2 separate regions of the Mus musculus genome follow, and region 2 is linked to region 1. A link is a loop called in an ENCODE intact Hi-C map of the cell type or tissue named here. Cell type or tissue: heart. All regions are shown on one strand. Links, peaks and the distances in the headings refer to the core of each region. The heading gives the core; the rest is flanking DNA. Region 1 overlaps Shld2 (shieldin complex subunit 2). Region 2 overlaps Mmrn2 (multimerin 2).

Evidence for each region. A loop is a pair of places that touch in the nucleus more often than their neighbours do. Peaks named below come from ENCODE experiments on the same cell type or tissue, not always from the same donor. Only the 100,000 strongest peaks of a DNase experiment are listed, where the experiment ranks them.
Region 2: it touches region 1 in a loop (11-fold over the local background); 8 of 42 quality-filtered maps call a loop at or near these places.

What each region holds. Positions count from the first base shown.
Region 1 is chr14:34,263,354-34,279,345 of GRCm38, forward strand. It overlaps Shld2 (shieldin complex subunit 2), which reads right to left. Exons shown (of 10, transcript NM_001360074.1): 3 at 4,148-5,599. The coding sequence starts at 5,594. Among named protein-coding and RNA genes, the nearest start is that of Shld2, 39 kb to the right of the region's middle. In heart, for the core only: a CTCF peak has its summit at 10,072 (motif pointing right); no DNase peak of the experiment used is centred there.
Region 2 is chr14:34,393,594-34,409,585 of GRCm38, forward strand. Mmrn2 (multimerin 2) reads left to right here. Exons shown (of 7, transcript NM_153127.3): 2 at 2,572-2,700; 3 at 2,779-2,885; 4 at 2,966-3,046; 5 at 3,954-4,127; 6 at 4,237-6,030; 7 at 9,320-10,694. The coding sequence ends at 9,702. Among named protein-coding and RNA genes, the nearest start is that of Mmrn2, 26 kb to the left of the region's middle. In heart, for the core only: no CTCF peak of the experiment used is centred there; a DNase peak (open chromatin) is centred at 7,748.

The sequences.
Region 1 (15,992 bases), core at 5,333-13,332:
ACATTGTTGTCGGTGCTGCAAGATCCTATAGCAAGGATGAGAGGATTTGTTCGGATTGAGCAGAGAGAGAAAAAGCTTGAAAGAAATGAGTATAAAGAGGACAGTGAGCCATTCAGATGTCTCTGCACTTTCTGCCATTATCAAAGTTGGGATCCTTCTGAGAATGCTAAAATCGGGAAGAATTAAGACAGTGAGTTTAAATTGTGCACTGTCTTTGCTATTAATGATGCCACACAGCAGATGTGAAAGCTGTCTTTTGTTTGTTTTTCAAGATGAAACTTCCTGGTGCTGGAGAATCTTCTAACCTGCTAACCTTTAAATTATATAGGATGTGTGATGTTTGGCTTCATGTGAATGACTTAAATTACCCAAAGAAGCGAGAACGAGTCAAAGTATTCTTAGAACTTTAGAAGCCTCAAGGCTGGGCTGAGAAATAATGTAAATAGAATTAGGAGTGGTTTGGTTTAGAAAGTAATTGAAATAGATCTTTGGATTTTTCTAGTTTGCAAAAATTTGTAATAAAGGCAATTTTGTTACTGAGGGGAAAAAATGGGGGGGGGGGCAGATTAGCAATTCCAAAGCAGTGTTGCCTCAAACAGTAATTATAGTGTGTCAGCCCCTTGTACTACGAATATACATGCATATATGGCAGTCTTTAAATTTATCCTATTATTTTTTCCCTAAGCAGCATGCTAATCATATTTTGTAGATGGTGAAAGTGAAATACGGGGGCTGGAGAGAATGGCTCAGTGGTTAAGAGCACTGACTGTTCTTCCAAAGGTTCTAAGTTCAAATCCCAGCAACCACATTGTGGCTCACAACCATCTGTAATGAGATCTGATGCCCTCTTCTAGAGTGTCTGAAGACAGTTACAGTGTACTTACATATAATAAAAAATAAATCTTAAAAAAAAAAAGTGAAACACTTTAGAGTTAAGAAACATCAAATGGAAAAGAAAAAGCTGGGGGCTAGAGAGATGGCTCGTGGTAAAGAGCACTGTTTGCTCTTTCAGAGGTCCTGAGTTCAATTCCCAGCAACCACATGGTTGCTCACAACCATCTGTAATGGGATCTGATGCCCTCTTCTGGTGTGTCTGAAGACAGCTACAGTGTACTCACATAAATAGAATAAATAAATAAAAAGAAAAAAAGGAAAAGAAAAAGCTATAGAGAAAAAAACATTTAGTGGGAATTAACATACCCAACAGGTTAAAAAAACTGGGGTGGGAGTTCTGGAGGGGTTGGAAAGAAGTTATGATAGAAATATACTGTATACATGTATAAACTTTTCAAACAACTCATGGGTAAGATACAATTGTTGTGTAAAAGTATTACGAGTAGTATATTAGTTAACTCTAATATTCAGTGGCTCCCTACTATCTAACCAGAAAGAGCTAGCACAGCTTTCAAAAACTGTCATTAAAAGGGCATGTGACTCCTAATGTGTGAGGCCCTGGGTTCAGTTCCCCAACAACATCAAAAAACAAAACAAAACACCAGACTTCTCACGATGTGATGCTCAGAATACCTGCTGTCCAGAAGACAAGAATATCTGAGAAATTTCAAGAAAACTTTAAACTCTATGTTGGACTCATGAGACACTGGGTGATAGGGAAAGGCAAAATGGTGGCCCAGGCCTTGCCTCCTGGTTCTTTTATCCATTCACTTCTATGGTCCAGCTTTTAGCTCCTTTACTTCCATCTAAATACTAGGACTCTCCAAGGTTAAGTCCTAGGCCCTCTTCTTTTTAACTCTAGTACTGAATACTCAGAGACAATTCAAACTTCTAACACCTTCTGCTGCTAAGTCTACCATGCTCTAAATAGAACATGTTCTACAGCTTACCTCTTACACAGAAATCTCAGCTCTGAGATCTCTATAAGTAGGTAAAATGAGCTATTAAAGGTAGAAATATAATAGTGCACAGTTGAATGCTATCAATTAAAAATGGATGTCACTCATAAATTTCTATGTGAATATAATTCACTGCTAAAGATATGACAATATAAAAGTATAGCTTTTTTTCCCTCACAAATTTCCCATTTGTTCCACAAGAAGAAAACAACAAACTAGATGTTTTCTTTTCTTTGTTTGTCTGGTTTGGGGTTTTTGTTGTTTGGGGGAGAGTATTTGTTTTGTTTTTTGTTTTTGAGACAGGGTGTATCTCTGGCTGTAGCTCTGGCTGTCCTGGAACTCACTCTGAAGATCCAGAACTCACACAGGAATCAACCTGCTTCTATCTCCTGAGTGCTGGGATTAAAGGCATGTGCCACTACACACAGACTTCGATATTTGTTTTTTGTTTTTTTAAAGAAATAATACAGCGCCAACAAAGATACCTTTTTAAAGGCATTCATAAAAGTAATTTAATTGTCTTATAGTAGAAAAATGGGTAAATAGATTCCAGCAGTCACTTGATCTTACCTAGTTGTAAACAACATTAGGGATGTTAGGAAAAACCAGAGAGGTAGCAGGACTGTTTCTATGTGCCTAGAAAAGGCCTCCAAGAAGATCACAAACAAACTAGACATTTTCTTTTCTTTTCTTGTTTATGTTTGTCTGGTCGGTTGGTTGGTTTGGGGTTTTTGTTGTTTGGGGAGGGTTATTTGTTTTGTTTCAATCATGGTGAATGATCTTGAGGTAGAATGTCCTTAACTAAAAGTGACTACAGTACGGGTCGATTCACCTCTTTACTGTTGGGAAACTTCTTTGATACTCCAAAAATAGTCTTAGCTCTGGGGAATAAGTTCACATTAAATGGGTTAATATGACAAGAAAACCAGAACTTTTATTTTTATTTACAGTGAGGTAGTATTTGCCAAAGAAACAGTACTTACAGTATGTTCTCATCTTATAAATAGATCTATAGTTGGGAAGCCATATTACAAGCAAAGAGGAATTCTGAAAGTACTAAGTCAGAGTATGAGTTAGATAAACTAACTCTCCAACAATAATAGAACAACATATAAAAAGTGCTTTGTTAAGTCTGTTTGTTATAATCTTGCATTTACGTTCCATAAAGATTGTTCCTAACAATCCAAAGAGAACGCTCCAAGACACATTAATTAAAGGAATCAGCTCCCTGCAAACAACTTGATATTGTATGAACCGCAATTTTCATTTTCTCAGCTGAGGCTAACAAAGCCTAGCTCCATCACATCCTTTCTTAGCTAAGTTAGTAAGATTAACTAACTTCTTCTAGCTTTACTAACACTGTATTGGTTTTATATTATATTTTGTTTGCATGAGACAGGGTCTCGTGTAGCTAAGCTAGCCTCAAACTTCTTTATAGCTGATGCTAGCCTTCAACTCCAGAACCTCTTGGCCCTGCCTCTTAAGTGCTGGGATTACAGGCCTGAGCCATGCTACTGTATTGATTCTAAATTAACTAAGAACAAGTAAAAAAATATTAAAGATTTTAGTCCAGTGTGGTGGGACATGTATATAAATCACAGCAAAGGGAGGCTGAAGCAGAACTGATTTCCCCCACATACTAGGATCCTGTCTTAAAACACATACCGCTGGGCGTAATGGCGCATGCCTTTAATCCCAGCACTTGGGAGGCAGAGGCAGGCATATTTCTGAGTTCGAGGCCAGCCTGGTCTACAGAGTGAGTTCCAGGACAGCCAGGGCTACACAGAGAAACCCTGTCTCAAAAAACCAAAAAAAAAAAGAAAAAACTGAAAGAGAGAAAGAAAAAAAAAAAAAAAAAACAAGACTGCAAGGCCGTCCTCAGCTGAGTAAAATAGCAACAAACTAAACATCAGCATCTTGAGTCCGTTCCTTCAGGAATAGTTTAATGTACTGGAGTGAAGTAGCAGAAATGTTGCCCTTTCCTAATAACACTGCTAGTAAAGTAAGAGAGTTAATCAGACACAAACACAGCTGTAAGGCAGCATAAAGGAGCCCAGTGATAGAACTTCAACTGACACACGATGGATGATTACAACCAACCAAGGCAGGCTTCTTAGAGGAGAAAATGGATGAGAAGGCATCACAGAACAAAGAGGGGTCCTAAAGCCCGAGGAAGCACAACACACATGCTACAGCAGGTCAGTCACACCCAGGGAAGATAAGTGGCAAAGGAAATCATAACCAGAAGACACAGCTTTATAAAACAGGCTATCACTATACCTCAATGGTCTTACCTGTAAGTAAAATTATATCGCCAAGAAACACTGTAAGTGCCCCAAATGCTGCAGTCCTCCACAGAACAACCCTCTTCTTAATTTCTGACTGATCAATAACTACAATCGTTGCTAATGGCACTTTAGAACCAGAATTTGGTCCAGATTTTATAGTTATTTCCTTTACATGACATGGGGTTAGCACCATGACTAAGCAGTTATACTTCTGATTTTTAGAATCACAATTTTTTATTAATGATATTTTTTTACTGTCCTTTAATTCAGACATGACCCTCTGGGGCACTGCTTTGGCTGCCTCTCTTATATTAGAATCCATCCTTGGCTTCTTGGACACCTGATGGACTTCAGAAAGAGCTTTAGAATGGTGGGAATCATCTTTACAGCTCCAGCTCCTGTTAGCGGTACTTGGATGGGAGCTACACAACTCATTTGGTGGCAGGTTTTCTTCATTACTGAAAAGTTCTTGAGAGCTTGTGTTTTCAAGATTTTTTCCAGGGTTTATGTGACTGTGACTGCTTTCTGATTCAGGACAAACAGGACTAAAAAGTTCCAGGGAATACACTTGGCTTTGCTCATTTTCAGATTCTTCTTCGAAATCTCCACCAGGCTTACTAAAATCCCCTTCAGTTCGTCTGACTCCCTGACTTCCTGTTGGTTCTGCCTCCATATTTACAGTGCTCTTATTTATACAGTCCTGACCTTTATCATTCCCTTGAGCTAGAAAAGCCCGTTGGCTGGAGGTCAGTACGCTGAGAAATTCAGCTTCAGCAGACAGTCTCTGGTCTGAGGCCTTCCTGACTGCTCCCTCGGACTGTGGCTCACACCGTGTGTCAGAGAAGCTCTCCTGACTCTGTCTTTCACGATGTCCTGTCGGCTCTGGCTTTGTCCCTGTACTCATCTGTTCAGTACAACAGCCCAGATCCAGTTTCGCTGCACACTTAAGGTCTAACGCAAACAAATCTCTTTGGAAGTTCCGAACGCAGGGATCTGACTGATTTTTAGACTGCTCATCTGTAATTTTCTTATTTTTACATTGAAGCTTTTGATCTTTTTCTTCTTCGGGTAAATGCTGAACTCCGTCCCCAAGCCCACACATTTGTCCACTAGTCATATCACTCAGGTTAACCTGGGATTTCACACTCTGTGCTTCGGAAGCAGAATGTTTAAAGTCCTCATCCACCTGAGCAGACCTCCTCACAGAAGTCGTCAAAACGTCACCACTAAGAAGGCCTGGAGGGCCAAGACCTTTGGGGACTTGACAGTCTTCCAGATTTTTAAACTCCTGATCTCCAGCCTTCAGATACAAGGAATGCTGTTTATAGAAGAGTCGGACTTTTTCCCAGGCGTTGGCAGTGGACATTAAGGAAGCTGTTCCCTGTGATACTGTCGTTTTCAGTGGAGCAACTGGAGCACCCAAAAAAATGTGAACTTGTGATCCTTGACTCATAATTTCTGATAAAAATAAAATTTCAAAATTAATATATTAGTATATTCTCATATCTGCTAAAAAACAAACTACTGATCACAAACATGCAGGTTGGTTATTCAACTATAAAATTAATAAATAAGAAACTATAAGAAAATCAAATTAGTCACAAGAAAGTCTTCAGTTAAAGGCTGAGAAAAGGGACAGCGAGGTGACTCAGTGGGAAATGGCGCTTGACAGACAACCTGAGTTCAGTTCTGAAACCAGGGTAGAAGGAGAGGAGTGATTCTCAAAGTCACCCTCTGACCTCTACACACGCCACGGCACACCACGGCCCACACTACCACATATAGCACACACTCACATAATAAAGATAATACATTTAAAACTTAATTTTAATTTTAAAATACTCAGAGAAACAAAGTAAGCATGAAACCAGCACATCTTTAGATCAATGTTCATTTCCCATGCTGTAAGTCCTGCCCCATGTAAAGAATAATTTAGTTTTAAAGAATAGGCATGATTTATTACTGTATTATATTACCTTTAAATAGCCATAGATTCTCTCCTCCTCTGAACTCAATTTCAAAACCAACATACAAGGCTCAAACTAAAAGGAAAGAACATGGGATTTGTTTGTTTGTTTGTTTGTTTGTTTGTTAAGTGAGGCTCTCTGTAAAATGTACAAGCACTTCAGTGTAATAATTGAAAATCACTGTTTCTATAGTTTTCATTTTTTTCTTTATTGGGGGGTATCTTATGAGTCAAGGCTGGCCCTGAGCTTACTACACATCCAAGATGTCCTAGAATCCTGCCCTTCTCTCCACCTCCCAAAGGCTGGGTTTACAAGGATATACTACTATGCCCAGCTCTATCTTTCTATAATACAAACAATTTTTCCTTTTTCTTATTCCTCCCTGCCTCATTCGTTCGTTCATTCATTTCTTCCTCTCCCCCTCCCTCCCTCTCTTCTTTCTTTTTTTCTTTTTCCTATGGCACTCAAGATCAAACTCAAAGAGTTGTTCATGGAATATATAAACACATAAAAATAAACTCATCATTTAAACTGTTTCTCCATTAACTATGGCACCTGGTGTAAGTAAATCGATCCTATTGACTGGTAAAGAATCAAACAGATTGAAACATTACTTACTCTGACTACAAACTGGGCTCTGGCTGGAGGCTGAAAAGTGGTCTTGTTTTAAATTCATTACCATTAATTCCTGGCAATCCTGATCCCACATACATAATTCCTTTTGAAATAACTTTTATATCTCTTCCCTCTAAATCTTCAGTATCTTCTCCCAGTCCTCACATACAATAAATGACCGTATTACTGATTTCCTTGACATTTACCAATACAACTCCATGAGATCTAGATTCTCTCCTAGCTTCCTGTAGTGGCTGAACTTTCACACACTCCTGTGTGTGTGTGTGTGTGTGTGTGTGTGTGTGTGTGTGTGTGTGTGTGTGTGTGTGTGTGCGCGCGCGCGCGCATGCGTAAAATCACATTAACAAGCCAGAGAAAGACACTGAGTATCCTCTACTGCTCTTCCCTTATTTTTTTGAGACAGTGTCTCTCACTGAATCTCAAGTTTTCTGCTTAGGTAAGTAAGCTGGCTGGTCAGTAAGCTCCCAGGAGCAGTCCGTCTCTGCTCTCACAGCACTAGGGTTACCCACAGGCCATGTGCAGCTTTTATATGAGTGGCCACGGATCTGAACTCATGTCCTCTTGCTTAAAAGAAAAAGGGGCTGACTCCAGCCAAGTGAAATCTGATACTTCCATGCAAGACTGTCTCTTCTTCACTCTGGTATCAGATCTCAGTCAGGCTGTGTGCTAACAATGGTTGAACAAGATAAATGACACACATGACAATTCCATTAACTTACCTGTGCGTGTTGGAAATAGCAAAGAACTAGAGATATAAATTAGTGGAGGAACACTTGCCTACCATGAACAACTCTTTGAGTTTGATCTCAAGTACCACAGGAAAAAGAGGGGGGTTGGGGGGGAAGGGAGGAAGGTGGGAGGGAGGGAAGGAAAGGGAAAGGGAATGGGAGGGGGAGAAAATGAATGAATGGATGGATGGATGAATTAATGAATAAATGAATGAGGCAGGGAGGAATAAGAAAATCATGAGTCGGGCTGGAGAGATGGCTCAGTGGTTAAGAGCACTGACTACTCTTCCAGAGGTCCTGAGTTCAAATCCCAGCAACCACATGGTGGCTCACAACCATCTGTAACAAGACCTGATTCCCTTGTCTAAAAACAGCTACAGTGTACTTACATATAATAAATAAAATAAACCTTAAAAAAAAAAAAAAGGAGGAGGAGGAGGAGAAAATCCTGAGTCTGGGTGTCTTATGGACTGATGGACTGACTGATCTTAAGACAGAGTCTTAGCCTGCAGCCCAAGTTGTTCCGGAAGTCACTGTCTAGGCTAGCCTAGCCTCCACCATTTCTGGTACATCCCCTGGAGTCCCAGCATTCATGTAACACATCTACTTTGAAGAGTAACTGTCATAACACTACTAAAGCAGAGAATTTCAGGAGTGACAACAGCAGACTTTCCAAGCATACACTAGAAATACAAAAACAGTCCATGAAGAAAATGGATTTGCAACAAAAACATACAAAGAAGAAATCCATGTTAATATAGATGCATCTTCTAAACACATAAATCTTAGTGGAAAATTTAACAATAAGAATCCATAAACCTTTAATCCCAGCACCTAGGAGGCAGAGTATGAGGGCCTGAGCTGAGTCCCTGGCACCCATGGGCTAGAGAGATGCCTCAGCAGCTGGCATCTTGAGCTTGATCCTTGAACCAATGTGTGGTAGTGTAAATGAGAAATGTCCCCCAAAGGCTACAGTTTTGAGCTCCTGTCCCCAGTCCATGGTGCTATTTGGGGCAATGAAACCTTGCTGGAAGAAGTGCTTTGAGAGTTTATAGCCATTCAGGAGCTGCTTAGCACTTGTAGTTTAAGATGTGATCCTCCAATTCCTGAGGCCACACCTCTCCCAGACCATAAGACCAAATAAACTCTTCCTTTTATAAGCTGCCTTGGTCAAGGTGTTTTATCTACAGCAACAGACAAGTTACTAACACAGCATGTGGAGGTGAAAGAAAAGAAATGACTGCAAAGTCGTCCTCTGGCCTCCACACAGGTGCCACGAAGACACCCCCTCCCCATCCACACATGCATGCAAGAAATGTCTTTTTAAAAAATAAGGTGGAAGCCGGGCGTGGTGGCTCACACCTTTAATCCCAGCACTTGGGAGGCAGAGGCAGGCGGATTTCTGAGTTCGAGGCCATCCTGGTCTACAAAGTGAGTGCCAGGACAGCCAGGGCTACACGGAGAAACCCTGTCTCGAAAAACCAAAAAAAAAAAAAAAATAAGGTGGATGGCTACCTAAGAACAGCATGTGAAGAGTGGCTTCTGACTTACACACACACACACACACACACACACACACTCAGGCACATGTGTGCATTCATACACATACACATAAACACACAAAGTAAAACAACAAAGGTTGAAGCTGACCTTGGCAAGCAGTAATGGGACTGTGGTAAGGATACTCATAAGGCAACGACTATATTGGTGAAGTTTCATTTTTAAGAGCTGGATATGATTACAGGCATATTTGTTAAAATCTTCAAAAGCATTTAAAATTTAAAATACAGAAAAGCAAAGCATCAAGGATCAGGATTGCCTAGGTATACTAGCGTACATTTATAATCCAATATTTTAGATCAAAAGCAGCAAGGCTCATAAGTTTGAGGCCAGCTTGGGAATACAAAGCTAGACTCTGTCTCAAAGGGATCATAAAAGGCCTAGATTATATAGGATTGCTTTAAATACTTCTATGTTCAATTTTTATGATATCTGATTAATATGTATTATTTTCATAAAGCCAGTTCTTTTTTACTCAGTCATTCAGGCATTTTTTTCACAGTCTTCAAACAGAATATAGAGCAATTATTCTATTGCTGATATTTACTATGAAAGGTGAGTACAGTGATAGCAGCTACTAAAATTTATCAGCTAAGGGCCTGGAGAGACGGCTCAGTGGTTAACAGTGCATAGTGCTCTTCTAGGGGAACCAAGCTTGGTTCCCTGCACCGGTATCAGCGGGTTCACCATGTGCTAACTCCATAGGATCCTCCTAGGAATCCCATACCTTCTGGTGCATACACATACACGTACACTCACACACATACAAATAAAAATATAAATGAATTTTTTAAAATGTGTTTAAGAAAAGTATTAGGGCTTAAAATAAATATACTACAACTTTCAAATAGCTAAAATGTATAGCAATAAAGTACTATAGAAACAAAGTTATAGCAATTTTAGGTATCATATTATAAATCATTGGAAACCAGAGAACTAAGCATTCTTATCACAACCACAAAGCCTACCTTCATTTAACCCTCATGAAAATAATTAAGTTTTTTTAAATTTATATGTCATTATTAGATTCACCACAAGGAGGCTCCAAATAGCACTGCAAAAACCTTCAAAATGCTATCAAGAGAGCAAGAGAACACTTACATAGCAAATCAAGGCATAAAAGTAACCCACTCTCCTCTCCTGGACCTTGCGGTATCCTTCTCTAATGGTTTCTTCCCGTTAGCCTAGAATCTGTTAAAGGAAAAAACAAAGTTCTACATTGCTTCTTTGTCCCCTTCCTTCAGCCCACTTAAATTTGTCTCCTATTTCAACAATTTTGCCACAATGCCTTCAATATGGAGAACCTTCCAACAGACACATCCATCAAACGTCAATTTTCAGTCCTCACCTTATTGCCATTTGTAACTGTTTATCAACCCTTTCCTCAAACAGTCTACATTTTTAATTCTGTGAGATCACCAAAATAAAATTATTTTGGGTTTTAAAAAATAGATATGTATTAATTTATTTAATAATCAAAATGACTTGTCAGGCATTATGCTAGCAATGGAAAAATCAACAATAATAAGGGAAATGAAGGCGTTTACAGTATAGTGGGAAAGATAAAGTGATGATCATCAAAGAGAGATGAGAAATGCTGCAGAATTCAAAGCAGGTGTCAGCAGAAAGGAGGTGTGTAAGTGTAAGCAGCACAATGAGCAAGGACCTGCCTGGCACCTGCATCTTTCCTACGCTCTTAGAAATATGATGAACACTGCTGAATAATGTTTAGGGAAGTAGAGCCCAGATTCATCCCCACTCCCCAATACAGGACCCAGAAAGTCCTAGTTGGCTTACCTAAGGGCCATGCTGGCTGTAAGATGCACGCGCATATCTCCAAGATATACAGAAAGAATGTAAAACACTCCCCTGCTCTGTGTCCTCACTTAGCATTTTCTCAGTATCTTGAAATCTGACACTCACTTCTATCTCTATTAAGACAATAACAAAGTCCAAATTGCCAAATGGGTACTCATAGTACTCTCACTGAGACACTCTGTTCCTTAGTTTCAGGACACTGCTCTTTCCCAATGAGCTCCTCCACTGATCTGATTTTATTTTTCCATTCTGCTGTTTCTTGGGCTGTCTTGTTACTTCACACAACTATAGAGAACTGAATCCAAGCCTATTCATTTCATTCCCACATACCGTTATATATTCAATTGTGCCTTACAAGTTTGTAACCCTTCTTCAACTTAAGACCTATTCATATTTGTAGCATTACTACACTTGATAGTATCACAGAAGAATCGAAGATAAAAGTTCAAAGATCCCCCTCCTTTCTACTCGGGTAGATGTTGGTACTCAACTGAGTGACACAATCACTCTTGACACTTCAGAGGCAGCCCCCAGATCCAGAAATGAATCCAACTAATGTAAAAGACATGGTTACTTACCTATGACAGCCATTTCACTATGCCTTCATTTATTTATCTCAACAAGCAGCTTAAGTGTGGGACTTCCACTCTTTAGGAATTAGTTAGAAAATGGCCTTGACTGTGTAAAACTGATAAATTATAACAGGGCAATTAGATACATACAGGTACATACTGAGCAAGCCTGATGAAGGCCTGAATTCAATCTCTGGACCTCACAATGGAAGGAAAGAACCTACTTTTGAAAGCTGTCCTTTGACCTCCATATGCCAAAGAATACATTTTATCTCTACACACACATACATACACACACACATGTGCGCGCACACGAACACATACACACACATAAACAAACACACACACACACCAAATAATACAATTTTTAGAATTGTACCAAAGGGTGCTGCTACTGAGTATAAGTTGTGGAAATGATGAGTATGTGAGTGGGGGTAGACAGTGGTGAAGACTGGTAGGTGGTAATAAGATACCTATCATAGAGAACTTACATATAAATAGTCATGGATAAATGATGAGTTTTAACGACTCTAGGCTCTGTTCTGGTTGTCCTCAGAGGGTTAAAGCTCACTAAGATACCAGGTGAAACCAGCAAGTGCATATCCATTACCACAGTTAATCATTACTCAGTTTCTCAATCTGCAGAAGGCCACCAGTCAGAAAGACTAACACACCACAGCCTTTATCTTTAGAGTGGGCAGAGTCTGATGAATGGGTCAAAGATTTATGAAACAGGATGAACCGTATCAGCAGGTTTTGTCTTTGCCCACACTACAACTAAAAAGAAAAATGTTTCTTACAAAATCCGTGCGGTTAAAAGAAACTACTTTCTCTACCCCAGGAATAACCAGAAAACCTCACAATTATAAGTATCATCGCCATTATGAATGTTTTCGTGTCTACTCCCCTAAATTTCAAGCAATTATAGGATTACTCAATGACATCAATGGACAACAATGTAAGAGGGGGGCTGGACTGCTCTCCCCGAGGTCCTGAGTTCAAATCCCAGCAACCACATGGTGGCTCACAACCATCCGTAATGGAGTGTGATGCCCTCTTTTGATGTGTCTGAAGACAGCTACAGTGTACTCATATAAATGAAATAAATAAATATTAAAAAAAAAAGTAAGGGGACCATAACTGAAAGCATCCGTTTTGGAATAAGACAGGAGGTATATAAGTTCAAACCACTCCTACTCTGAAACTAGCAAGTGCTAAAGCCAGGTGACAGCTACATGGGGTTGGTTCATTTTATTATTATACTTCTATATATTTCTTATATTCATAATAATGTTAAGCTTTTTATCTGTCAAGTGAGAATTCTTTGTTAATTGAGAATATTTCCTACCTCACAGTGTTGTGAGAGCCTTCTATGGTCTTAAATCTAGAAAACCACACTCACACAACTTGCTGACATACCCAACAAGTTGTATTTCCTTCACATTTTTTGTTCCTATCATATTTTTACACAGTAGCAATGATAAAATTAAAACTTTTTACTGCTTTGATCTTATGCCAATTCATTATATTCTGAGACATTCTTAATGCTACCCTAAACATATGTTTTTAATTTGTCACACAAAATAATGCTTCATTCTTATTTTTTGATTTTCAACTTTAATTATTTATAAAAAACTCTACAAATAAAAAAATCATACTTAGAAATTATACAGGCCCAAAGATGATCCAGGTCAATGAACTTCTACAGGCTTAGAGGAACCACTTGGAATAGAAGCTGTGGAGCTTCACACTGAAGTTTATATTTCCATCATCAAGTATAGTTTTATGCACTTAACAAATACAAAAAAGGACAAATTCACAACAGTAAGAACCAGAAAACCAAATCCATTTTACATTGCCATTCATAACTTGTGTTCATGTTTTAATTAGCACACAGAGCAATGTCTTTCTTTCTTTCTTTCTTCTTCCTTTTTTTTTTTGGGGGGGGGGAGGGTTCGAGACAGGGTTTCTCTGTGTAGCCCTGGCTGTCCTGGAACTCACTTTGTAGACCAGGCTGGCCTCAAACTCAGAAATTTGCCTGCCTCTGCCTCCTGAGTGCTGGGATTAAAGGTGTGCGCCACCACACCCGGCGAGTAACCATTTCTTTATAACATTTGTGCTTTACTCTGACCCACACATACCCCCTCCCATCTCCCACAGGCTCATCTGCCCTGGTGGTCTTCCTTCTACCCTCACGTCCTGTGTGTTCTGTTACCCTGACCATTCCTCTCCTTTAAACCTTTTTTCTCGCCGTGTGTGGTGGCCCACGCCTTTAATCCCAGCACTCAGGAGGCAGAGGCAGGCGGATTTCTGAGTTCCAGGCCAGCCTGGTCTACAAAGTGAGCTCCAGGACAGCCAGGGCTATGCAGAGAAACCCTGTCTCGAAAAACCAAACAAAAAACAAAACAAAACAAAAAAACCAAAAAAACTTTTTTCTCCTTCCCACAGGTCCCTCCCTAGTTTTCTGGCACTCCCTACACCTGCACACAGATACATACATATAACTACTAGAAACTAGGATATGTATATGAGAGAACATAGAGGTATTTATCTGTGGCTAGGTCACTTCCTTTAACAGATTTTCCAGGGCTACCCATTTCCCTACAGATTTCATATTTTCACTTTTGTTTACAGCTGAATAAAATTCTACAGTGTGTATATAACAAATTTTCATCACCTCTCCATCTCCTGCAGAAATCTAACCTAAGCTAGACTACAGCACAGGGGTAGATTGCTTAGGATTGCCTTCAGCCTACATACATACATACATACATACATACATACATACATACATACATGCCTCCCAGCAACATACATACAAAAGAACCTTGGGATATTGAGGCTGATGCCATAACTTTGCACTGGAAAAAAAGAAAAAAGAAAAGAAGAGAAGAGAAGAGAAGAGAAGAGAAGAGAAGAGAAGAGAAGAGAAGAGAAGAGAAGGCAGCACTAGACATGGAAGTACACCTGTCTCGGGTGAAATATGAAACTTTGTTGTTGTTGTTGCTGAAACAGTGATTCACTCATCCCAGGCTGGCCCTAAACTTGGCTATGTAGCAAAGGATGCCTAACCTTCTGGTCCTCCTTTCTCCACCTACAGAGTGCTCGGATTACGGGCAAATGCCATGCCAGGCTTATGTAATACCAGCATTGAACCCAGGGCTTCATGCATGCTAGGCAATCACTCCATTAGCTGAGCTACATCTCCGTATGTCTGTCCAGGAGTGCTGTGTATACCTGGGTCAGAGTGGAAGTTCTAACAGTGCCTCCACAGGGCTACAACTCCCACCAACAGTGCGTCAGGTTCTCTTCCCCAACCCTCCCAAGCATGTGCTGCCATTTGTTTTCTTCATGGCAGCCACTGACTAGGGTGAAATAAATTCCAAAACAGTTTTTATTTCCCTGCTGGCTAAGGATGGTGAGCACTTCGTAAAGTATCAGTGGCCATTTGTAGTTATTCTTTTGAGAACTGACCATAAATTCATTGGCCCATGAACTGGCAGTTTTGAGGTTTGGGGGTTGAAATTTTGTAAATTTTATATATTCTAGATATTAAGTCCATGCCTGAAGTATAACTAACTAGTAAAGACATTCTGAGGAATGTCTCCTCACTCTGTTGACTGATTCTTCTGTCATGCAGAAGTTGTTTAATTCTTCTTTTCTACAATTTAATACCTACTAATTTCTCTAGTGTCTTTCATTCTTGTAACCTATAAAGTCTCCTTCTCGTTCTTACTCTCTCAGTCCTTACATCTTCATTTCACCACTTAAATATTATAGTCTGGAGCAGGGAGCAGGGGGATCCCCAAAAACTATAAACTGTATTTTCTCCATCCAGGATCCTAGACTCTGCCTCCAAGCATAAGCAAGGCTCACAGTAGCTTCTCCTGCAGCCCACACTGGGACTTCTGCAAAATGTTGTTACTATAGTCCACTTTCCCTAAACATAAATCCAAATGAAGACAACTCACCAGCAAGGCACACATAAAATAAAATAAGCAAAATTAGGAGGGAAAACTACAAATTATAGAACACATGCACTCTGGCAGATACATTATCTACAGCAAAGAAACTTTTAAAAAGGGGAGGAGGGAGGTAGAGAAAGACAGAAAACAGTCTACTAAGACACCAACACAGATTAACAATTTCTAAATTCTAAAGATGAGAATAGTTGGACTCAAATAAACAGATAAAAATGTAATTTGAAACCTGAACAAGAACATATAATCAACTGAAGACATAAACTAGAAAGTTGCTAAAGTAAATAAAAGAATCACTAACTTAGAAGAAAATTTTAAAGCATGGGGAAAAAGTTTAGCAAGGATACTGAGATGCTGACAAAGAACCAAACAGAAACTGAAGTGATGAAAGAATCAACGGGTCAGATGAAAAGCATAGCAGATGGTATTATCAATACATGAGACCAAGTAGAAAACCGGACCTCAGAAATGGAGACAATCCACAAGACAATAACACACAGACATATGAATAGGAAAAGTAAGACCAAAACTTCCAAGAAACCTACATATTAGGAAGACTAGCCCTAGGAATTCATGGAATAGAAGGAGCT
Region 2 (15,992 bases), core at 4,005-12,004, 130 kb after region 1:
TTTGTCCTCTGAATACCCTGCTAACCCTTATACTTCCTCCGCCCCCTACGTACTCCTGTCTGTGTCCTCTGCATAGCAACGTCTCTTACATCCCTGGAAACACTAGTGTCGATTTGGAGCTGGTATTCATTCTTCATGGATAGCTGTGGTCCACTCCGGCTTGTCAGTTCCGACCTTCGTTGATCTGTTTTGTTCTTTTCAGGCCTGAGGATTTAACTAGGGCCCCCTACATGTTAATCTCATGCTCTAACTCCAAGCTGCATCTTGGTCTGGTTTCTTTGGTTTGTAACATATTTCTCTCAGGGGTTAGCCTCAGAGGTCTGGATGTACCCTTCTGAGCTGTTTTGATGTAGGAGACTCTGTTGGGTGGTTCACCCAGAGGCTCCCATGATGTCAGCATCTTCAGGTCTCCTTTGCTGGGACCAGGTAGTTTTCCTGCTAAGCATTTCTAGCCTGCTTCCGGAAGGTAAAGACTGTCTTGTCAGGCTTCTAAAAGCCTGATGGGGTAGGGTGGGCTGGAGTGAGTGTGGGCAGGAAGGGGTGTGTCTCAATGGATGTGGTCACACAATGACCATTAAGTCTGTCCTTCCACCCCTCCCAGAAGTATCTTTAATGGTGCCTAATGGCCCTAGGGCAAAGAGCAGCTTCAGAAGTGAAATTCCAATTCCAACAAGCCACCCAATCAGCAAAGCCCCTGAACCTTGCTCTCTGATGCCTACAGACATGGCCACTTCCTCCATGTTCCCCCTCACCTGGTCCAAGATGCCCGAATTTGTCTTCTACCCTAGACCATCCACATCTTATTGACTCCCATTGCTTCTCGACCCTGAGACCAGAATGCCTCTGTGATATTTCTTCCGTGCTTGAAACCTCTCTCTGCTTTCCCCATGACCTCAAGAAATAGCCCGGTTCTTCTTCTGGTACCCATTGTCTCTCTAGCATGGATTCCAGTTCCCTTGGCTCCATCTGCAGTCTCTTCAGACTCTTAACCCTGGCCCCAGAAACTATGCTGTTCCTCCCACTTCTGGGCTTAACACCCCATGCTTCCTTCTGCAGATCCCACAGCAAACCCTGAGCCCACAGAGCCAAGTGGTAAACTCCAGGAGACTTGGGACTCGCTGGATGGCTTTGAACTTGGAAGAGACTGTGACCCTGTCCAAACTCCCAGCTCCCTGTCTGACTTGCTCTTTATACACATAATCAGCCACCCCCCCTTTGTTTTTGTTTTTGTTTTTGTTTTTGTTTTTTGTTTTTTGTTTTTTCGAGACAGGGTTTCTCTGTGTAGCCTTGGCTGTCCTGGAACTCACTCTGTAGACCAGGCTGGCCTCGAACTCAGAGATCCGCCTGCCTCTGCCTCCCAAGTGCTGGGATTAAAGGCATGCGCCACCACGCCTGGTAATCAGCCCTTTTATAGGTCTTAGCCACATCCCTTCTCCTGAGATTGCCTGTTCTCCTTGGGACCCTTAAGGAAAAGTTTGCATCACCATAGTGCACAGCAAGTGCTGAGCTTGAGCCCGGTGAATGGTACCCAAGAGGTGCTAAATCACCACTTACATCTCTGGAGAGTCTTGTTTTGAGAGCTAATGATGAGGGAAGGATGCTTTGACTCTTGCATTGAACCCAGATAGCCAGCCCCCAGCCCAGTGAGCATGTTTCCCATCCTAGACATACTGGCAAGTGCATACTGGGGGGTAAAAGTGGAGAGGCTGCCTTGGAGGTGTTGGGCACACGGAGTGTGCTCTGCAGGATCGCTAAGTGGAGGCCTTTCCCAGAGAAGAGGCTGTTCCACCCAGCCACCTTCTTTCCCTTAAAACTGCTGGAAAGGCCAGGCGTGGTGGAGCACACCTTTAATCCCAGCACTTGGGAAGCAGAGGCAGGCGGATTTCTGAGTTCAAGGCCAGCCTGGTCTACAAAGTGAGTTCCAGGACAGCCAGGGCTACAGAGAAACCCTGTCTCGAAAAACAAAACAAAACAAAATAAAAAACAAAACAAAACTACTGGAAAGCCAACTGCTCAGGATGCGGGGCCAGGGAGTAGCAGCCATAGGCATATTCTGGTGAGAAAAGATGGGCATAGAAATGGGCAGCTGCCAGGATAGGGCACAACATGCTGCCAGTGTACTCAGGACTCCACCCACTTAGACATGGGCATCACCACTACCAACTATAGATGGAGAAATAAGAACTCCTTTAGGTGACCACTCAAAGCCCCACAGCCACAATGCAGATTCAGACCTAAGGCTCCCCAAGCCCCAGCTGCACCGTTATGCCCCCTGGTGTCAAGGGACTAGTGAGAACCCGCCTGCTCGCATGGAGCTGAGTTATGATGTGGGAGTCCTTGGTATTCCTCCACTGGCCCTGGCGTGGCTTTGGGAAGACAATGAATGGGTCAGGGCTCTTTTGAGTGGCTTTGTAGAGCTTAGGAATTAAGACAAGAGCTGCCTTCCTTGGTATTTAATGGTTTCAAGAATCTCAGAGCTGGGTAGAGCAGGAGACGAGGTAGGGTATCCCTAGACACCTGGGAAGGACCAGGCAAGGCTCAGCAATCTTCTCCCTCTGGCTTCTTTTCCAGGAACTGGTGTCCTTACCAGAAGTCCAGGCTAGTCACCTTTGTAGCTGCTTGCAAAACAGAGAAATTCCTGGTCCATTCACAGCAGCCATGTCCACAGGGAGCCCCTGACTGCCAGGGAGTCAGAGTCATGTGAGTAGGGTGGTCAGGCCATTTTCCAGGCCCAGTGGGCTCACCAGAGGCACTGAGCCACACTGCCTTCTTCCTCAGGTATCGAGTGGCCCAGAAGCCAGTGTACCAGGTCCAGCAGAAGGTGCTGATCTCTGTGGACTGGCGGTGCTGCCCAGGGTTCCAGGGACCAGACTGCCAGGACCACAGTAAGGCTCCCCAAAGCTTCCCCGGAAACTATGCTGTTCCTCCCACTTCTGGGCTTAACACCCCATGCTTCCTTCTGCAGATCCCACAGCAAACCCTGAGCCCACAGAGCCAAGTGGTAAACTCCAGGAGACTTGGGACTCGATGGATGGCTTTGAACTTGGTATGTTGCCTTCCTAGAAGGACAGAGTTCATGTGTTTAGTTCTTCCTTCTCTGATGGGCTGTACCATCTCTGGAAAACGTTGCCCTTACAATCAGTATGGACTTCCTTGTGGCCTTGCACTCTGTGGCTAGATTCTCAGGGCCCTCAGCCTACTACTGCCCGGGCTCATTCCTGTCCCTTTTACTGATCCCATTTTTCTTGGAGAGCTGACTTTGCCACTTTGCCAGGTGACTTTCTTGCTCCTTGACCTTTACAAGTTCCTGGGTCTGGAAGAAGCTTTTCCATTCTCTTGTATTCCCCCCACCCCCGCAACCGACTAAAATAAAACATCCACTGGGGCCTTGGAAGTCATTTTGCCCCTTGTCTCAGTAAACACAAAAGAGTCCCCCTTTATGAATTGATTTCAAGGATAGGTTAGGGAATAGATTTCATTATGTGATCTATTGGTTAGAGCTGTCAGGAATGAAATTGTGGCTAAGGAAAGAAACAAGGTGATTGATTAGTCATGTCTGCTAGGAGTATGGGAGAAAAGGTGATAGCTCAGAGATCTGTATTTTCCTGTCTTAGAAGGCTAAGGGCGGTCTGGTGAGATGGCTCAGTGAGTAAGAGCACTGATTGCTCTTCTGAATGTCATGAGTTCAAATCCTAGCAACTACATGGTGGCTCACAACCACCATAATGAGATCTGACGCACTCTTCTGGTGCCTCTGATGCTAGCTACAGTGTACTTATGTATAGTAATAAATAAATAATAAATAATAAATAAATCTTAAAAAAAGAAGAAGAAGGCTAAGGGCTTCTACATTCCAGCTTAGGAGGGGCCAACGTACTTCCTTGTTCCAAGTCCCAAGTCTTTTCCTGACCTTGTGAGTTGGCCTTTAACACTTACATCCAGTGTGTTTTTAGGTCACCCTGTCCCAGAGTTTAATGAGATTAAGGTGCCACAAGAACAACAGGAAAACCTGCTTCAAAATCTCCAGAATGATGCCCAGTCAGTAGAAGATGGCTTTCCAGGCTCTTGGGAAGCCCCACCCAGCAACCTCACAGATGAGATGACAGAAGCCAATCTAACAGAATTCGGTGAGTAGGGGCCCCCAATAAGGCCCAGACTTCAGAGGCCCTAACTCTCCCAGCCTGGGGAGGAATGTCTGCTGCAGCAGGCTTTTCTGAAACATGGTATCTGTTGCAGAGTTTCCTGGCAGGACATCAGAGCACCTGCTGCAGCCCCATATTGATGCATTCCTGAAAGCACACTTCAGTCCCATCTGGAAGAACTTCAACGACAGCTTGCACAGCCTCTCCCAGGCCATCAGAAACTTGTCTCTTGATGTGGAGGCCAATCACCAGGCCATCAAGATGATCCAGGAGGGCACAGTGGCTAGGGCTGACTTCCAAGAGCTTGGTGCCAAGTTTGAGGCCAAGGTCCAGCAGAATAGCCAGAGACTGGGCCAACTGTGGCAGGATGTGGAGGACCAGCTGCATGCCCAGCGCCGATCGGTGCATCATGCCCTCTCTGATGTCCAGGCTGAGGTGAGCACCAAGTTAAAGCAGCTTGTCAAGGCTCAGGAACTTCCAGGGGCCAATGGCAGCCTGGTGATGGCATCTGCAGCAGCGGCAGCAAGGCCAGAGCCAGAGAGCCTGCAGGCCAGGCTAGGGCAGCTGCAGAGAAACCTCTCTGCTCTGCACATGGTCACTAGCCAGAGGGAGGAGGAGTTGCAGAGCACCCTCAAGAACATGGACAGCGTCCTGAAGCAGCACGCCGAAGAGATCAAAGAGCTCTATTCTGAATCGGATGAGACCTTCGACCAGATCAGCAAGGTAGAGAGGCAGGTGGAGGAGCTGCTGGTGAACCACACCGGGCTTCGAGAGCTGCGGGTGATCCTAATGGAAAAGTCCCTGATCATGGAGGAGAACAAAGAGGAGATAGAGCGGCAACTGTTGGAACTCAACCTTACCCTGCAGCATCTGCATGCGGGTCATGCAGACCTCATTAAGTATGTCAAGGACTGCAACTGCCAAAGGGTCAACTCTGACGTGGATGTCGCTCCGGAGGGCCACAGGGATGTCATGCACACCCTAGAAGAGACCCAAGTGAGCCTGGACGAACAGCACCAGCTAGACGGTTCTTCTTTGCAGGCCCTGCAAAGCACTGTAGATGCCATGTCTTCAGCAATGGATGCCTATAGAGGAGAGGGTGAACGGGCCCGGGCTGAAAGGGCACGGATACGGAGCCAACTGCGGGCTCTGGATCATGCTGTGGAAGCGCTGAAGACAGCGGCGAATGGAACCCGCAAAGAGATACGCCTACTGCACGGCTCCTTCACAGCCCTGCTGGAGGATGCCCTGCGACATCAGGCCGTGCTAGCTGCACTCTTCGGGGAGGAGATGATAGACGAGATGTCAGAGGAGGCCCCTCGCCCTCTGCCACTGGATTATGAGCAGATCCGCCTAGCCCTGCAGGACGCGGCCAGTGGGCTACAGGAACAGGCGATTGGTTGGGAGGACTTGGCCACCCGGGTGGAGGCATTGGAGAAGGCCGCAGGTGGCTTTGTGGAGCAGCACCCACAGTTGGCAGAGGGACTTGAGCCCAGCCACGACTCTGGGAGAGAGGAGGAAGCCATGACTTTGGCGGAGCTGGAGCAGGAGATTCGGCGCCTGAGTTCTGATGTCAAGCAGATTGGGCAGTGCTGTGAGGCCTCCTGGGCTGCCTCCCTCAATAGCTCCCTTGAAGACCTACACAGCATGCTCTTGGACACCCAGCACGGCCTGAGACAGCACCGGCAGCTCTTCCACAACCTCTTCCAGAACTTCCAAGGTCTGGTGGCAAGCAACATCAGCCTAGACTTGGGGAAGCTGCAGGCCATGTTGAGTAAGAAAGATAAGAAGCAACCGAGAGGCCCAGGAGAATCCCGGAAGAGGGATAAGAAGCAAGTGGTGATGTCTACAGATGCACACGCCAAAGGTCTGGAGCTCTGGGAGACAGGTGAGTGCCTGGGCCCTGGAGACTGACTCTACGAATCTAGGACAGGGCTCTCTGCCAACTCAGGTGCTCCTTTCTCCTACTGGGGAGTGGGCACAGGGTACAAGAAAGCAGGATCATTGGCCACCACTACTACCTTCAGGGCTATGGGTCTCCTCTGCTTCCTGGAATATAGGGAAGTATAGATCCCAAGAATCAGTTGTAGTTCCAGAGCCCATGAGTTGGCCGAGGCCCTAGCTGTGGAGCAGAGTCTCAACTCTTCACACTCACCCAAATCCCAGTCTTTCGTCAGCTCGCCCTGCATGCTGGGGACAGGGGGTTGGAGCAGGGGGTCATCTGTCACGGCAGCACCCCACAAGAGGTAAATACAGGGAACGGCCTTCTGCTCAGAAGGAAAGAGCCCTCTTGGTAAATACAGTTGGCGGTGTCAATACCCTTCTGGATCTTTCCTGGGCTCAGCCTTAGCTACTCAATCATGCAACCATTATCATCATATCTTACCTTAGTCTCTAGAAATGACCTAACCCAACCAGTGAGCAGCAGAGAGAGGCTGCCTCTCAGCTACAGCAAGCCCCCAGCAGGCGGATCCCCAAAGGCTCCACCTACACATGAGTGGTTACAAAACCTGACAGCTTCATTCCCACCCCTCCTCCCGGTACAAGCTTAGCATGCAGGAACCCAAGCAACTCTCCCAACTCCCCTAGCATTTCCAGAGAGCTACATGTCCTTACAGTAACCCCTGCATCTCTTTTCCTCTTGTGAGTGGTACAAACTCCATCATGGCTTTTACCATTTGCCTATAAGGTTAGGGTTAGGTCAGGGTCTGTTTACTCCTGCAATATTTCTTTTTTTTTTTTTTTAAAGATTTATTTATTCATCATATGTAAGTACACTGTAGCTGTCCTCAGATACTCCAGAAGAGGGCATCAGATTTCGTTACAGATGGTTGTGAGCCACCATGTGGTTGCTGGGATTTGAACTCGGGACCTTCGGAAGAGCAGTCGGCGCTCTTAACCACTGAGCCATCTCGCCAGCCCGCAATATTTCTTTTTCTTTCTTTCTTTCTTCTTCTTCTTCTTTCTTCTCCTTCTTCTTCTTCTTCTTCTTCTTCTTCTTCTTCTTTCTTCTTCTTTTTCTTCCTTCCTTCTTCTTCTTCTTTTTCTTCCTTCCTTCCTTCTTCTTCTTCTTCTTCTTCTTCTTCTTCTTCTTCCTTCTTCTTTTTCTTCCTTTTCTTCCTTTTCTTCCTTTTCTTCTTCTTCTTCTTCTTCTTCTTCTTCTTCTTCTTCTTCTTCTTCTTCTTCTTCTTCTTCTTCTTCTTCTTCTTCTTCATCTTCTCCTTCTTCAAGATTTATTTATGTATGTGGGTACACAGTCACTCTCTTCAGACACCCCAGAAGAGGGCATCAGATCCCATTACAGGTGGTTATGGGGCATCATGTGGTTGCTGGGATTTGAACTCAGGACCTCTGGAAGAGGTCAGTGTTCCTAACGGCTGAGCCATCTCTCCAGGCCTGCAATAATTCTTTACTGCCGAAAATATTTTCCCCTTTAAAAACACTTTTCTTGTAAGAAGGCCACAGAGCTCGACTTTGAGCCCTGCAGAGAAAGTCACCCCTAGTTTGCACAGTTTTTCCATCTTCTAAAGCCCATAGTCTTCCTTCCTCTAGGGCATGTGGACTCTCAGATGCAGGCAGGCTGAAAGAACAAGAATCGCCAACAGAGGGTGCTGTAGAGTAGCCACCTTTCAGCAAGGCAAGAGCCCCATCTGCTGGGTGCTTCGGGGACTGAAGCACCAGACCTCAGTTTTTGTTTTTTGTTTTTCTGTTTGTTTTGGTTTTTCGAGACAGAGTTTCTCTGTATAGCCCTGGCTGTCCTGAAACTCACTCTGTAGATCAGGCTGGCCTCGAACTCAGAAATCCACCTGCCTCTGCCTCCCAAGTGCTGGAATTAAAGGCATGTGCAAGCACTGCAAATCAAGAATGCTAAGGTTTGCTTGTGTGGTCGGGATCAGCAAACGTTCCCTTTCTAAGCTTCAGTTCACCCATATGAAATGCCAGGGCTCTGTGCAACACTCTGGAAATTATATTAACATGACTAACCAGAGCTGGAGAGATGGGTTAGCAGTTAAGAGCAGAGGACCTGGGATCTGTTCTTAGCATTCACATGGCAGATCACAACCATCTATGAATTCTATTCCAGGGGATCTGGTGACCCTTTCTGGCATCTGTGGGCACCACTCATGCATGTGGTACGCAGACATACATGCAGGCAAACTGTCCATCCACATAAAATAATAATTAGAAAAATTTTAGTCCGGCAGTGGTGGTACACACCTTTAATTCCAGCACTTGGGAGGCAGAGGCAGGCAGATTCCTGAGTTCGAGGCCAGCCTGGTCTACAGAGTTCCAGGACAGCCAGGGCTATACAGAGAAATAGCCGGGCAGTGGTGGTACACACCTTTAATTCCAGCACTTGGGAGGCAAAGGCAGGCAGATTCCTGAGTTCGAGGCCAGCCTGGTCTACAGAGTGAGTTCCAGGACAGCCAGGGCTATACAGAGAAATCCTGTCTTGAAAACAAAAACAAAAACAATTTAGATGACTAGCCAGAGGGGGCCTCCCCCTTGCCCAGAAAAAGCCTTACAGTATAGCTCAGATTGACTTCAAAATCAAGATTTTACTGCCTCTGTCTCCTGAGTTAGAATTACAAGCGTGAGCTACTGTGCTGGCTTCAAGAAGTTTCTCAGTCCTTTTTCTTTATGGTCTTGTGCCCACTTTTGGTCAAAACCACCATTCCTGTTCCCAGTACTAACATTATTTTGAGGATAGGCACTATTCTCTTTCCCACACGATGTCTCAAGATACCTAGCAGGTAGGTGCTGGGACGACTTAGTGGCGGAGCACACGTCTAGCATGTGTGAAGTCCTGTGTTCCATCCCTAGCACTGATGTGGAAGGAACTATCCCTGGCAGGTAGCAGACATCTAGGAGTTGGATACTCAGGTTTCTAGCACCGCCCTCCCACGGCTCAGGTAGTCAAAGACACTTATCTCTCTAGAGTTGAAAGGATCAAAGAAAAAAAGGGCTTTGTTGAGGATCAAAGGAGAAAATGCATTTGCCAGCCAGCCAGCAGATCTGTATTTCCCTTCCCCTATCTCTGAAATGACACTGACTGTCTAAGACACACCTCTGGGATGTGATGGTATCTAGAAATGGTCTCCGGCTTCTCATGCAATTAAGGTGAAGAAGGGAGAGTTTGGCAGTGAATGGATAACTGACTGTCTCCTCTACCTCAGGCTCCCCTGTGGCCTTCTATGCCGGTTCTTCAGAAGGGGCCACTGCTCTGCAGATGGTGAAGTTCAACACCACATCCATCAATGTGGGCAGCAGCTACTTTCCTGAACATGGCTACTTCCGAGCTCCCAAACGTGGCGTCTACTTGTTTGCTGTGAGCATTACATTTGGCCCAGGCCCAGGAATGGGGCAGCTGGTATTTGAAGGTCATCACCGGGTTCCAGTCTACAGTACGGAACAGAGGGGCGGGAGCACAGCCACCACTTTTGCTATGGTAGAGCTACAAAAGGGTGAGAGAGCGTGGTTTGAGTTAATCCAAGGGTCAGCAACCAAAGGGAGCCAACCAGGCACTGCATTTGGGGGCTTCCTGATGTTCAAGACCTGAACCCTGGGCTCGGCTCAGCTTGTATCAGACATGGTAGATCCGCCTGCTGCTCTTAGACTGAGGCTCTGGCCAGCAAAGGCTGGAGAACATCTAGTGGCCTAGCTCTTCCCTGGACACCTTCTGCAAAGACCCTGCGGCCAGCAGCACGTACCTTCTTCTGGACACACAGGTTGGGGAGGCCAGAATACTGCTCTCTGGACTGGGCCGGGGCCTGGAGTGGGAGCTGGGATTTCCATGCCTTCCCCAATGGCACGGCTCGGCTTGTCTCTGAGACACTTCCTCAGTTCTACAGCTTTTCTTTTTCTCTCCCTTGTGGTTGGAAACTTGTACACTTACGCCTTTTTCGGTTTCCACTTTTCTGTGTTAGAAAGTCACTGTTTCTCAGAAGGAATGTCTACAGTGATGGGTTTGCCATGCAGAAAGGTCCCAGATTCTCTTTCCAATGTCTCAAAAAAAAAAAAAAAAAAAAAAAAAAGAAGAAGAAGAAGAAAATGAAGATTTTTTTTTTACCCCCCCCCCCCCCATGAAACTGGAAACAGGTCTCCAATTACTACAGAAAAGCTAATCAAAAACAGTCTTTCTAGTTTCAGAAGGGAGCCAACACATGGTTGAATTAGCCCTGGGTCCAGTCTCCAGCACTGTGCACACCTATGGTCTCAGCATATGGAGTAAGCATGAAGTTCAGAGCTATCCTCAGCTTCATAACAAGTTCAAGGCTAGCCTGGGATATGGGAGACCCTGTCTCAAAACAGCAAAAGAAGTTACATTAACTCCCAGCCACACTTTGTCTTTGTTTATTTAATTTTAATATCACGCCCTGCTTCACTCTGTAAAGGCCAACATATCAAATAGGGACAATGTTGTGCATGGCCTTCACCCTTCTTATTCATCTATCAAGACTGTGCCAACCCCAGCATCTCTAAGGAAGGGAAGGAGGGAAATTAAACCCTACTGGTAGTGACCGACTTTGGAATAAAGTGATACTCTCCAAAGCTCTGCCTGTTTACTGTTGGAAGGGGAAACATTTGGTAGAACACGTAGGGAAAAGTGACTCCTCACTCCTGGTGTACTTGCCTTCAACGACGAATATTCACTTCATTATACATAGATTATCTAGGGGCCTTTCCAGGCAGTGGCAGTCCCTGGACAGGACAGCACAGAATGGCATTTCTTTCTGCAACATATACACGTGTTTACCAGTCTCTAGATCCTAAAATCGGCTCAGGAAAGCAGCCACACTGCCATCAGGTAATAAAGCAGGCTTTGGTAGTGCTCAGTGTTGGTTGGCTGATTTGACTGGGTAATGGGTTGCTAGCAATTCTCATTGCTTCCTAGGGTCCTTAATTCAAGTAATTAACCTTCAGAATTTACTTATAAAGCTCTGTTCAGTGTGTGGAGGTATTGGTGTTAGATGAGCAGTAAGTCAGAAGGCTCTGTCACTGATGGGTGACCATGAGTTCAGCCACAATTCTGCCAAGCTCCACTCCATCTGTAGTGAAATGGTTAACGGCTCTCATCCAGCACTCTGATATTGACCATCTCTCTGAATCTTGTTCATTTCAGTAGAGCTCTTGTTGTCGAGACTATTTCTGGACCAGGGTATGTGTGGTTGGGCATACCAAAGCCCGGGGTGACCTGTGTGTGGTAGGCCACCCCTGTTGCTGGCAGACCTGGCTGTCTTCTTGTTCTCCATGTTGCTGTCACTGGCCAGTCCCTTCTGAGGAGTAAGTTGGCAATGCTAGGGTAATGTAGTCTCATCGTTGTTAAAGACTTCCATTCAGAATTTCTGGCATAGAATACAGTGTAAATCAGTTCCATCACGAAAAGGTATGTCGCCAACCCTCACAGGAAGGGTTAGGCAAGAAGCACTAGTGGGTCAGGTGTTCCACCACCACTGTATGGTGCACTCTGGATGTATCTGGAGTGAGGTGAAATGGTTTTTAGCAGGGATGCTTTTGATGTGATAAAGCACGCCTGACTACATTTTACAAAGCCTCAACATCGAGTTCAAGCCACATGTTTTTTTACAGACAGTTCAGTAAACATTGTATGTGTGTGTGCATAGGTGGCTGTGCTGTGTGTGTTTCTTTGGGTATGTGCATGTGTGTGGGTGCATGGAAGCTAGAAGTTGGCACTGGGCATCTTGCTCAGTCACTTGCCATCTTATTTTCTGAAGCAGGGTCTCTCACTGGATCTGGAGTTCACTGGTGTCACTAGACTGCCTGGCCAATGGGCTCCTGAGACTTACTTCTATGTCCCCATCCCCAGTGCTGGGATTACAGTCATACACTGCACCCAGCTTTTTACATAGGTACTGGGGAGCCAATTTTAGGTCCTCAGGCTAGCATGGCAGGCAATTAACAGAGCCATCTCCCCAGGCCCAGATTACTAAGAATTCCAAAACTCTTTTGATGGAGTCTCATCTGTATTAAGATACACGATGGCAAGTGAAGATGTCCCAGTGTTCTCCAGGTAGACATGGGACTGACCCAGGCAGCTTAAAAGACTTGTGGCTCCTGAAAAACTACGTAAGAGCACCATATCAGGATGGCTTCTCAATTCTCCAAAAAGACTGAAAGAAAAGATCTATTTTACAGAATGAGTTGGCAATATGAAATTACAACCCCTATTAGGATTGCTGTAGACCAAGCTTAAACCGCCCCAAATCACTTGGGAGTTCAGGGGCAGAACAAGAACTATATAGCCAGTCCTAAGGCCAATACAGGTCAGCTGCAGACCTTCTGGAGGCAACAAGCTGAACCACAGGTTACAGGGTGACCTCACATGAGCCAAAATCACCATATCATCATAGCCAGATACTCACTGTCTTACTTGTGGATGCACAGTCTAAGATGTGATTGTTACATGGCACTGTGGGAGAGCCTTTGACAGCATGCACCAGGCCCAGAGTTCCAAGGGTAGGGGTGGTGATAGAGGCATTCTTAAAGGGCCCCTTAAATATGTTAAGGCTCATCTTAAGTCAAAAGCATTAAAGCACACTGTTCCCCCCCTCCCACCCACTTTGCAAGGTCTTCCCAAAGGCATGCTAAGTGAGTTTGGGTGAAGTGGCCAGCCACCGGGGACAAGTTTTTCTGTCATTTGTCCTTTGAGTCCATGCTGTCTTGCTTAGCCTGAATTTCCCATCCTTTATCAGGAAAACTCCAGACAGTGACAGAACTCTCTGGAAGGAGGCTAAAAGAAAGGTGTAGGGAAGGCTCCGTTGGAGCACACAAGAGGATTGCTTTTGTTTTCCAATTGGTATTGTTCTATCACAGGGAGACGATGAAGGACAGATTAATGCAGAGATGAGCAACTATACTCCTTGTATAATTATGGAAAAAAAGGAGTCATGAACAAGACCCCAAAGTTAACAGACTGAATTGTTGGGAATATAAACATCTCTAGAAATAATAGAGGAAGTTATTTATTTATTTATTCATTTACTAACTAAAAATTTGTGTTGCCTCCTATCCGGTAGGCAAGTGCTCTACTACTACTGAGCTACATTGCCAGCCTCAGGAAAGTGGAAACTTAAGCCAGGCTTATTGCCTGTATGCCTGGCCCAGGGAGCGGCACTATCAGGTGTGGCCTTGTTGGAGGAAGTGTGTCAACGTGGGTGTGAACTTTGAGAGAGCTTCCTCTTAGCTACCTGAGGATGTGAGTCTTCTGTTTATGTTCAGAACAAGATGTAGAACTCTCAGCTCCTCCAGTGCCATGCCTGCCTGGATGCTGCTATGCTTCCCACCGTGATGATAATGGACTGAACTCAGAAGCTGTAAGCCAGCCCCAATTAAATGTCCTTTTTAAGAGTTGGCTTGGTCATTTCACAGCAGTGGAAAGCCTAAGACATTGCCACTCAGAGCTTAATTCTAAACCCCATCCAACCTTGAAAAAATGGATGATCCCATGCTGCGGGGCTCATACCTCCCAGTGTTTCAAATAAATGTTCAAAATATGAGGAGCATGTGTCAAGAGGCTTCATGAGTCTGCGCAAGATCCTTGTAGACAAGCATGGGTCAATGTGAGCATCAACACAGCATGACCTAATGGAACCCAGAAGTCCATAAGCTGTGTAAGGAAAGCACTTGCTCACACACTGTCAATGGAAACTGAAGATGAATGATGGCATTAGAAAACCACGTAGCAACCACTGGTATACAAGCCCTGTGTGGCCCAAAGCATCCCCAACAATGCACTCATAGAAACAGAATGGCAACTTTACACAAAGAAATGATCATGGTGTCCTGGTGAGCTTTATGTTAGCTTGATACAGCTTGTCATTTGTGAGGAGGGATTCTCAATTGAGAATATGCCTAAGAGACAGTCTGTGGTACATACTCTTGAGTAATGATTGATGTGGGCCCAGCTCACCCAGGGCAATGTCAACCCTGGGAATGTGGTCCTAGGTGGTATTTAAAAAGCAGGCTGAATAAGCTATGGGGAGCAAGCCAGTTAGCCGTACTCCTGCATAGCTTCTGTTTCATTTCCTGCCTCCAGGTTCCTGCTTTGACTTCCTTCAGTATGGACTGTGATGTGAAAGGATAAGTCATATAAACCCTTTTCCGAGGTTACTTTTGGTTTCAATGCTTTTTATTATAGCTGCAGGAAACCTTAAGACACATAGTAAACAAGTGGCTGGTTCTAACATTAATGATGCAGAGGCCATAGCATCTCACTGGGATGCAATGATGTCACGTATACATGTGCCAATATTCAAGAGGCAGAAACAGGGACTGCCAAATCCAAATTCAGCTTGAAGAACAGATCCACCTCCCTAAAAAAGGTAACTTAAAACATGTTTTATCTTGAGACCCAAGAAGTGAATACATTACAGTATCCAGAGCACGCCACACACCAGAAAAACACACGCATGATGTCTTTACTGGAACTGGAAACATTTGAATGAAGCCTGCAGGTCATGGTATTGGTGACTGTTGTTATGGTATCAATGCCAATTTTCCTGAAAGTCTTCAGAGAGTATAAGTTCTTTAACTTACTCTAAACAGCACAGTGCATGTTTGGACGTGTTGTTGTGACCTCCCAGTCACACCTCACGCAGCAGTTATATAAAATGATAAGTTAATGAGAACTGCATGAAGGGTGAGTGGAATCCCTTGTAGTGTATTTATAAGTTCCTGCAGCTGAAAATTATTTAAAAACTGTTAAATCTGGTTAAAAAAAATTTCAGTACATGGGCTAAAACCAGAGGGTCGAATGGCACGTAAAATAAACAAGACTATTAATATAGAGGAGACATCCAGAAGATAATCTCTCACAGGCTGGGCTTGACGGCACTCACCTAGGTACTTGTAAAGTTAAAGCAGGAGGGCCCCAGCTTGAGGACAGGCCATATAGAAACCCTATCCCAAAAAATCAAATAAAGGGAATGCCTTGTGAGATAGCTCAGCTGCTAAAAACCAGTATTGCTTTTGTAGAGGACCTGGGTTTGATTCACAGCAACTACAACACAGCTCATAACCACCCGTGAATCCAGTTCCAAAGGATCTATCGCCGCCTTCTGGCCAATTTGGGCACTAGGCACATATGTGGTACAGCACATACACACACACCTAAGAAAGGGAGGTCAAAAGAGGATGTTAGGTCTCCAGGAACTGGTTACAGATGGTTGTAAGCTGCTATGTATCTGCTCAGAGCCAATCTGGTCCTCACTGGCCTGAGGCTAAGTAGACTAGGGGTACTGGCCAGTGAGCCCCGATTTGTCTTTTGCCACCTCAGACCCCAGACCACCATGTCTGCTTTTTTACCCAGGTTCTAGGGATTGAAGCCTTTATATTTATGAGACAAACACTTTATGAATGAGTGATCTCCAAGCTAGCTTTGAGTCTGTGGAAACTTGGACTGTGGCCTAGCTAACAGAATTGGAGGCTTTATCAGCTTCTGGTTTTGCCTCAGCTCCGCTTCCTGATACACTAGTAAGAGGCAGTCACACCTTCCTCCCTCCATAGACCAAGCCCAGCTGCCATGCCTTCTTGGTCAATGGACTGACAGCCTATTTAACTGAATGAAAAGAAAGCTTTCTTCTCTTGAGCTGATTACTCAGCATTCTGTCACAAGGAAGAGTAACAAACACTGTTCCACATTAAGTGAAATGGGCAGTCTCTAAGCATGCTGTCGAATAACATAAACCAGAATCTTTTAAGATGGAAACAAGTCAGAAACAGCAGACGGTGCAAACAGGAACTTAGTGCAAACAGTACCTGGCATGTGGCAAGTCTCAACCTAGGTGGGAAAAGAAGGCATTGTGGATAAACTATCCAAGGGTTCCCTTC